Linked DNA regions of Homo sapiens: region 1 is linked to region 2. A link is a contact called in ENCODE Hi-C or POLR2A ChIA-PET data. All regions are on one chromosome and are shown on one strand. Each heading gives the region's core, a stretch centred on a gene start or an enhancer-like site at or near the end of the contact. The rest is flanking DNA. Distances are from core to core; before and after follow the strand shown.

Region 1 (3,730 bases), core at 545-3,044, 370 kb before region 2:
GAAGATCCAGTTTACATCAGGAAGACCTTGGGCAAAGCCCTTCCCTTCTATAACCCTCATTGTTTGAATCCATAAAAAAAAAATTCAAGGGTTATATTGGCAGCATCAAAAGAGACGATGTATGTGAAAACACTTTGTAAACTACAAAATGCTTTTCAAAAGCTGATTGATATTTTCCAAAAGTACACTGGTAGGTTGCTTTTCCGATCTCGAAATGACAATCAAATCAAATCATCCCAACAGGAGAAACACCTTCTTTCTGTTTGGAGGAGTGCCAAAACGTTGTAAGACATCATGAGTCCCTCAAAAAGCTCTGGCTGGTGTGGACAGAAATATTTACACATTTCCCTGGATTAGAAAGCAGAGCAACATGACTGCTATACGGGCTCTGACAAGTGACTTGAGAACTGTTCTGGAGACGTTTAGGAGGCTTTATTTAAACAACAGATTCTGCAGCTAAAAATAAGCATATACTGTATTTGATACAATATATAATAATACATATATTATTTATAAATTTATTATTCTGAAATACATAGTACATATGTATATATAATTATATATCATTTATGTATACATATACATATATATTTTATCTTATCCCATTATCTTATGGGAATGTATACGAAGGAATACTTACTCTGCCTAGGAGAACCAGAGAATGCTTTTAGGAGGAGGAGGCACTAGAGTGGGCCTTGAAGGATGAGCAGGGAGGGGTGAGGGGAGGGTCTGCTGAACAAGCAGAACTCCATGAACAAGAGTGTGGAAGTCTGAAGATGCATGGCATAGCTAATAGTCCATAAGGAATGGAGTAGGCCATACCTGAGGCAGGATGGGGCAGGCAGGCAAGCTGAGTAATAGGTCAGATGAAAACTATACCGAAGGTCCTGTGTGTCATTTAAAAATAAATTTGATTATCCAGGTCAGCAATTCTCACCCTCCTAACATGGTCAAGGAAACTGGTTCCTGCAACCTGGAGGCTTGCTGGGGGTTAAAGAGGGAAGTGGTGAGTAAGGGAGGAGTATTACTTGGTGACTCCATGAACTGGGTTTTAGATTTAGTTTTTGCAACATCATTCTATACTATTATCCCCAGGCCTTCAGTAAAGCAATGTTCAGAGTAACTGCTTGATCTTAGCCAATTCTTAAGATATTTAAAAAAAAAAAAAAGGCTCCGTCCCAGGCTTGTACTGAACAGTGCCAAGGCTTGGAGAGCTGGTGCAGCTGGGGGAAGCTGGTCAGGACTGCTGGGGAGACTGCAAAAGACTCTAGAGGTAGTCTGGAACAAATGACGTGGTGAGAAACTAGAAGGGAAAATTTATGGAATAGGGAGCCTTCTCCAGGGTTTTCCAGAAATATTTACGGAGGGAAACCTAGTAAAAGAAGAAACTTCCAGCAGTTAAACAAAATGGAGGTTTGGAGTCGTCTTATCATGTCGACCCTAAAGAGTACTATGACCACAATAGGATGGAGGCCCTGGTGACATTTACTCCTTCAACAAGCTCTCAGAGGAATAAATCATGCTAAGCTGAGCCTGAGCCTCTCTTCTCAGAAGAGCTATTGCCTGGGAAACCCACACTCACCAGCCAAATGCTCTCTGTTGGTATTGCTTCCACCCTTGAGCCAGGCAGTCTAGCTGAAGGTTGCCATCCAACTTCAGCGTCCATGTGGCCCGGGGTTTTGCCTCTTGGATTAGTTCTTGAAATGTCTGCTCCCAAGTCCAGAAATCTACAACCATTTTTTCCCTCTGAAGCTGAGAGAGTAGCTTTCAGGTTTGCTCGTTTCTCAGGAAGAGACAAACAGTTTCAGTTTCGGTGTTCGGTTCAGTTTCTGTTTCTGTGTATGGACATGAGCTGTTTTTTTCAACCTTCATTTTAGACTGTCTGAGTACACAGAACAAGTCTTTGTTCTGAAAACAGACAGCAGCAAAACTGTGTTAGTTAATAGGCCTTGCTGAGAGAGAGATAAAGAGCTCTGTTCTAGATTCTGGGGTCACATATAAATTCGCTTTTATTTTCTCTCTCTCATTTTTTATAATAGGCAAAGTGAGAGGTGACAGCATGCTGGTAGCCCTCGCAGCCCTCGCTCGCTCTCGGAGCCTCCTCGGCCTCGGTGCCCACTCTGGCCGCGCTGGAGGAGCCCTTCAGCCAGCCACTGCACTGTGGGAGCCCCTTCCTGGGTAGGCCAAAGCCAGAACCGGCTCCCTCAGCCTGCTGGGAGATGTGGAGGGAGAGGCACGGGCAGGAACCGGGGCTGCATGCAGGGCTTGCAGGCCAGCTAGAGTTCTGGGTGGGCGTGGGCTTGGCGGGCCCTGCACTCGGAGCGGCCGGCAGGCCCCCAGCCCTGGGCAGTGAAGTGCTTAGCACCTGGGCCAGCAGCTGCGGAGGGTGCGCCAGGTCCCCCAGCAGTGCCGGCCCACCGGCACTGAGCTCGATTTCTCGCTGGGCCTTAGCTGCCTCTCTGTGGGGCAGGGCTCGGGACCTGCAGCCCGCCATGCCTGAGTCTCCCCACCCTGGGCTCCTGCATGGCCCAAGCCTCCCCGACGAGTGCCACCCCCTGCTCCATGGTGCCTGGTCCCATCGACCGCCCAAGGGCAGAGAAGTGCGGGCACACACGCAGGACTGGCAGGCAGCTCCACCTGCTGCCCCCGGGGCGGGATCCACTGGGTGAAGCCAGCTGGGCTCCTGAGTCTAGTGGGGACTTGGAGAACCTTTATGTCTAGCTAAGGGATTGTGAATACACCAATGGGCACTCTGTATCTAGCTCAAGGTTTGTAAATGCACCAATCAGCACCCTGTGTCTAGCTCAGGGTTTGTGGATGCACCAATCAGCACCCTGTCAAAACGGACCAATCAGCTCTCTGTAAAACAGACCAATTGGCTCTCTGTAAAATGGACCAATCTGCAGGATGTGGGTGGGGCCAGATAAGAGAATAAAAGCAGGCTGCCCCAGCCAGCACTGACAACCGGCTCGGGTCCCCTTCCACGTGGTGGAAGATTTGTTCTTTTGGTTTTTGCAATGAATCTTGCTGCTGCGCAGTGTTTGGGTCTGCTCTGCCTTTATCAGCTGTTAACACTCACCCGGAAGGTCTGCAGCTTCACTCTTGAGCCAGCAAGACAATAAACCCACCAGAAGGAAGAAACTCAGAACACATCCGAACATCAGAAGGAACAAACTCTGGGCACTGTGCCTTTATGAGCTGTAACACTCACCATGAGGGTCGGTGGCTTCATTTTTGAAGTCAGTGAGACCAAGAACCCACCAATTCCGGACACAAAAGCACTGTTTTTGGCACTGGGAAAAGAGTATCCTGTAGCTAAGAAACAATTCCTGCCCCCACAGATGCTCACACCCAGGTGGAGACAGGGAGGTTAGGAGCAGCGTAGGGGAGCACGTGTTTAATGCTCATCTCCTACACCCCATGTATCCTCACCAGTCCCGCGAAGGATTATTCTTGGAGTTTTGCAGGTTAACTGCACAGAAAGCTGGGGTACTTTGTCCAAATCCCCTCAGTTAACGAGCAGTGGAAGTGAGACTTGAACCCGGGTCTGTGTGACTCCAAAACCTGCCATGTGTCCGCCCACCTCACTCCCTGAAGAGAAGCTGAGAATGGCATTTCAGGTTCCAGGCTGGCACACTGGAGCCAGTGTCAGAGGAACCGTAGGGAGATTTCCTGGGTCCTGAGGCAGGAGGTCAGCTGCATGAAGGGATTATCAAACTCTGCCCTCCAC
Region 2 (3,993 bases), core at 666-3,165:
TTTCTAATAATTTGTGAACCTGTGCTTTTAAAGAATTATAATGGAGAATTTTCTGGGTAAGGGTAATTATGCACACACACATACATGCTATTGATTCAGAATCATCTGAATCAAGGGACATTTCAGAACCCTTTCTGCTGATACGCCCAGAGTTGAGATTTTACCCAGAAACAGAAACAGACAAATCACACAACTTTCCTCACCCCAAATCCTAAGCAAAGGTAATTGGCACAGACAGGAATTGATGAGATGTTGGCAGAGAGGAGATGCTTAGCGGCAAGAAAGCCACAATGAACCTCCCAGCCAATGCCTCACAGAGTGCAAGGCCATGTAAAAAATGAGGGAAAGAAGTCCTTGGCATTTTCCAGACATAATGACTACATTGACTTTTCCTGAGGGAAAGTTGGACAGACCAGGGAGAGGAATGAGCTGTGCTCAAGGGTCTTTTGGGTCATTTCTTTGCATTTCCTAAAGAATATGTTTTTTACCTTATCATGTAGACAACTTTGATCTGTGCTGCTGAGCATAAAGAAACATTTGATAGCTTCCATAAACCTGACAGTTTGACACTAAGTGTGGGAGGGAAATCACTAAACTAATAAGTATATGAAATATCATCCCTTCTTTGTGGAATTATGAGCTCATTCATCTCCAAAACAAAATTACATTAAAAGCTTCAGACACACGAAAATGTTGATTTGCCTCCCATTTGTTTCAAGATGGCCTTAAACCTAGAATGTGGACTTAAAAATACACCATAACAGAAAATATGGTCAGATCTAACAGCTAATTACAACACCAATATAAGGCAACAAAGCTCTCTCTTTGGTAGAGTAGAAAATAAAGCTAAAAACATTGTTTGTTTGTTTTGTTTTTGGGTTTTTTTTTTTTTTTTGAGACAAAGTCTCACTCTGTTGTCCAGGCTGGAGTGCAGTGGCGTGATCTCGGCTCACTGCAACCTCCGCCTCCCGGGTTCAAGCAATTCTCCTGCCTCAGCCTCCTGAGTAGCTGGGATTACAGGCGCGCGCCACCACACCCGGCTAATTTTTGTATTTTTAGTAGAGACGGGGTTTCACCATGTTGACCAGGCTGGTCTCAAACTCCTGACCTCGTGATCTGCCCGCCTGGGCCTCCCAAAGTGCTGAGATTACAGGAGTGAGCCACTGAGCCCGGCCGTTTGTTTGTTTTTCATTACATATATGGTGGGCCCTTTATGTGCAGGACACTGTGTGAAATGCATTTTCTCACTTAAACCCCTAACATGATGCTGAAGTAGATGCCATAATCCCATTTTACAGATGAAGCTGAAGTCCAGAAAGGTCAGCCATTTGACCAAAGTGGGCCTCCAGAAAGCAATGGAAGTGAGATCCAAACCCAGGTTTACAACAGTTATTGAGCACTACTTATGTGCCAGGCACTGATCTCAGCACTTTTCAAGTATTAACAGATTTAATCCCCACTGCAATATTACAGGGAGACATTGCTGTCACCTGATTTTAGATGAAGAAATGAGGCAGAGAAAGGTAAAATAATTTGTCCAAAGTCACACATCCCTCTGATTCAATGCCTGAGACAGATCTATGTGCAGTGGAGGGTATGGAAAGTGACATGCAGGTCATCCCTTTCCTCGGGCTGTGGACATTTCAGAATGTCCAGGGTTCGGGTAGGAACACTGAGTTCTACCTCGCTTCTGTGCCACTGTGGGAAGTTGAGGCCAAACTTAGTGAAGCCACATGGCCAGCTTGAAACCTGTGGGTCTTCGGGTTTGGCTCTCACCATTCATCTGCAAAGAAAAGCTGTGTAACCCACCTTCTCCCGAGGAAGGCACCTTTCTGCCAACAATGGCCTCACCTGACACTCTGGTCAGTTACACAAGCACTGTTCTAAAAAGCATCTGGGGAAGTACGCACAAATGCATGGCCCATTTCTACTCCAGTTAAATTTAGCAAAACTTTGAGTAAATTTTCACACCCAATGCTGGTGATTAATAGCAAAACAGTTGTGCTCATGTATCACTCATGGCTGGGAAAACAGAAGTGAAACCTTACGAAAATACCTCAGAACAACCAACAATAGTTGAAAAACAGAAAAGAAACATAAATGTGTGGGTGCCTACTGTAGCATCAAATGTAATGCTGAGAAAATTTGGAACAACCTAAATATCTAGCCATAGGAACAAGCAAAATTGTGATCCAGAAGTCCATCGATTGCCTATGAAGCCATTAACAAAAGACATGCACTATAAAGATGAAAAACAATGTTTATAGAAACAAAATAAACTTTTTTTTGAGCCAGAGTCTCGATCTTGTCACCCAGGCTGGAGTGCAATGGCAAAATCTTGGCTCACTGCCACCTCGGCCTCCCGGGTTCAAGCGATTCTCCTGCCTCAGCCTCCCGAGTAGCTGGGATTACGGGCACCTCCACCAAGCCTAGCTAATTTTTTTTTTTTTTTTTTGTATTTTTAGTAGAGATGGGGTTTCACCATGTTGGCCAGGCTGGTCTCGAACTCCTAACCTCAGGTGATCCACCCACCTCAGCCTCCCAAAGTGCTGAGATTACAGACGTGAGCCACCACATCCGGCCCAAAATAAACTTTTGGTCAACACTAAAATTGTAATTCTATTAAAAGCTTGCTTTGCAAACAGACTATGATTACAAGTGACCATTGTTACAAGTGAACAGTAATGTGTCAGGAGGCAGGATACATTTTAAAAATGTATCTTGGCTGGGCACCATGACTCATGCTTATGAATCCCATCACTTTGAGAGGCCAAGGCAGGAAGAATGCTGGAGGCCAGAGGTTCAAGATCCGTCTGGCCAACATACTCTACAAAAATGTTCTTAAAATAGCTCAGTGTGATAGTGCACGCCTATAGTCCCAGCTACTCAGGAGGCTGAGACAGGAGGATCCCAAGCCCACAAGTTCAAGGCTGCAGTGAACTACAATAGCCACTCCAGCCTGGGCAACAGAGGAGGACTCTGTCTCTAAAAAAAATATAAATAAATAAAAGTGTATCTTTACTGCTGTCATAATGTTTGTGAGTAAAACAAGAAAAACAAGTTTAGCACCAAGTTTGTTGCCCCCAGAGCACGCACATGGCCCTCCTACTCCACTTACCCTCCATTAGAATATAGTAGTCTTGGCTGGACACGGTGGCTCATGACTGTAATCCCAGTGCTTTAGGAGGCCAAGACGGGAGGATCATGAGGTCAGGAGATCGAGACCATCCTGGCTAACACGGTGAAACCCCATCTCTACTAAAAATACAAAATTAGCCAGGCGCAGTGGTGCACTCCTGTAGTCCCAGCTACTCGGGAGGCTGAGGCAGGAGAATGGCCTGAACCAGGGAGGCGGAGCTTGCAGTGAGCCGAGATCGTGCCACTGCACTCCAGTCTGGGCTACGGAGTGAGACTCCGTCTCAAAAAAAAAAAAAAAAGAGATTATAGTAGTCTTCCTTCAAGGCGACAAATCCGGGCCTACTTCTTCCCCGGATGTCTTGCCTTAGCATAGGGGACAGAAACACATTTATTCAGCACCCATAATGGCCTGGCCCTGACATAGCTGAGCTGTTCCTATGCATTATCACCTTGAATGACACACACCTTCTACGAGGCGAGTGGTGTTAATGGTCCCACGGCCCTAGACAGAGGCTTACCGCCTAGTGAAAGGATTCCCTTAACTTTCGCATATGCATTTAAAAAGGAGGATTCCCTTTACTTCCCCAGGGCCAGCTGCCTCCACAAGAGCAAGTTTAACAATGGTTTGGAAATAAGATACCCCTGCATTGCCCCCGGGCCCCCTTCCTGGTCGGCTGGCAGTTGGCCACAGTGGGAAGAGGAGGGAGAGGCCAGGATCCAGTTCTGTTGCTTTCCAGCTTCGTGCCCCCCAGGCAAGTTACCTAACCTCTCTGGGCTTCATTTCCTCAACCATTAGATAGTTCTGTAATAAACTTTTCACGTGATTATTGAACTATATGAAATAATATACGTAAA

Evidence for each region. A loop is a pair of places that touch in the nucleus more often than their neighbours do. ChIA-PET counts read pairs that join two places held with the same protein, here RNA polymerase II (POLR2A). Pooled maps may share reads with other maps.
Region 1: a loop to region 2 is called in a pooled map, with 3 times the contacts of the local background. The contact joins the promoter of RTP4 here to the enhancer-like site in region 2. A Hi-C loop is called at or near these places in 2 of 50 pooled maps. POLR2A ChIA-PET finds 5 or more read pairs at or near these places in 2 of 52 experiments (activated T-cell and activated naive CD4-positive, alpha-beta T cell).

Annotation. Positions count from the first base shown.
Region 1 is chr3:187,366,449-187,370,178 of GRCh38, reverse strand. It overlaps RTP4 (receptor transporter protein 4), which reads right to left and starts at 1,794. Exons shown (of 2, transcript NM_022147.3): 1 at 1,583-1,794. The coding sequence starts at 1,737. RefSeq lists an enhancer at 1,584-1,933.
Region 2 is chr3:186,998,858-187,002,850 of GRCh38, reverse strand. The region is part of intron 2 of ST6GAL1 (ST6 beta-galactoside alpha-2,6-sialyltransferase 1); the gene reads right to left. Among named protein-coding and RNA genes, the nearest start is that of ST6GAL1, 70 kb to the right of the region's middle. RefSeq lists enhancers at 1,622-1,741, 1,882-1,931, 1,942-2,161, 2,700-3,590, 3,591-3,993. Within about 2 kb of position 1,915, at least 10 of the 41 ENCODE cell types and tissues checked have a DNase peak (open chromatin) inside an H3K27ac peak, as active enhancers do.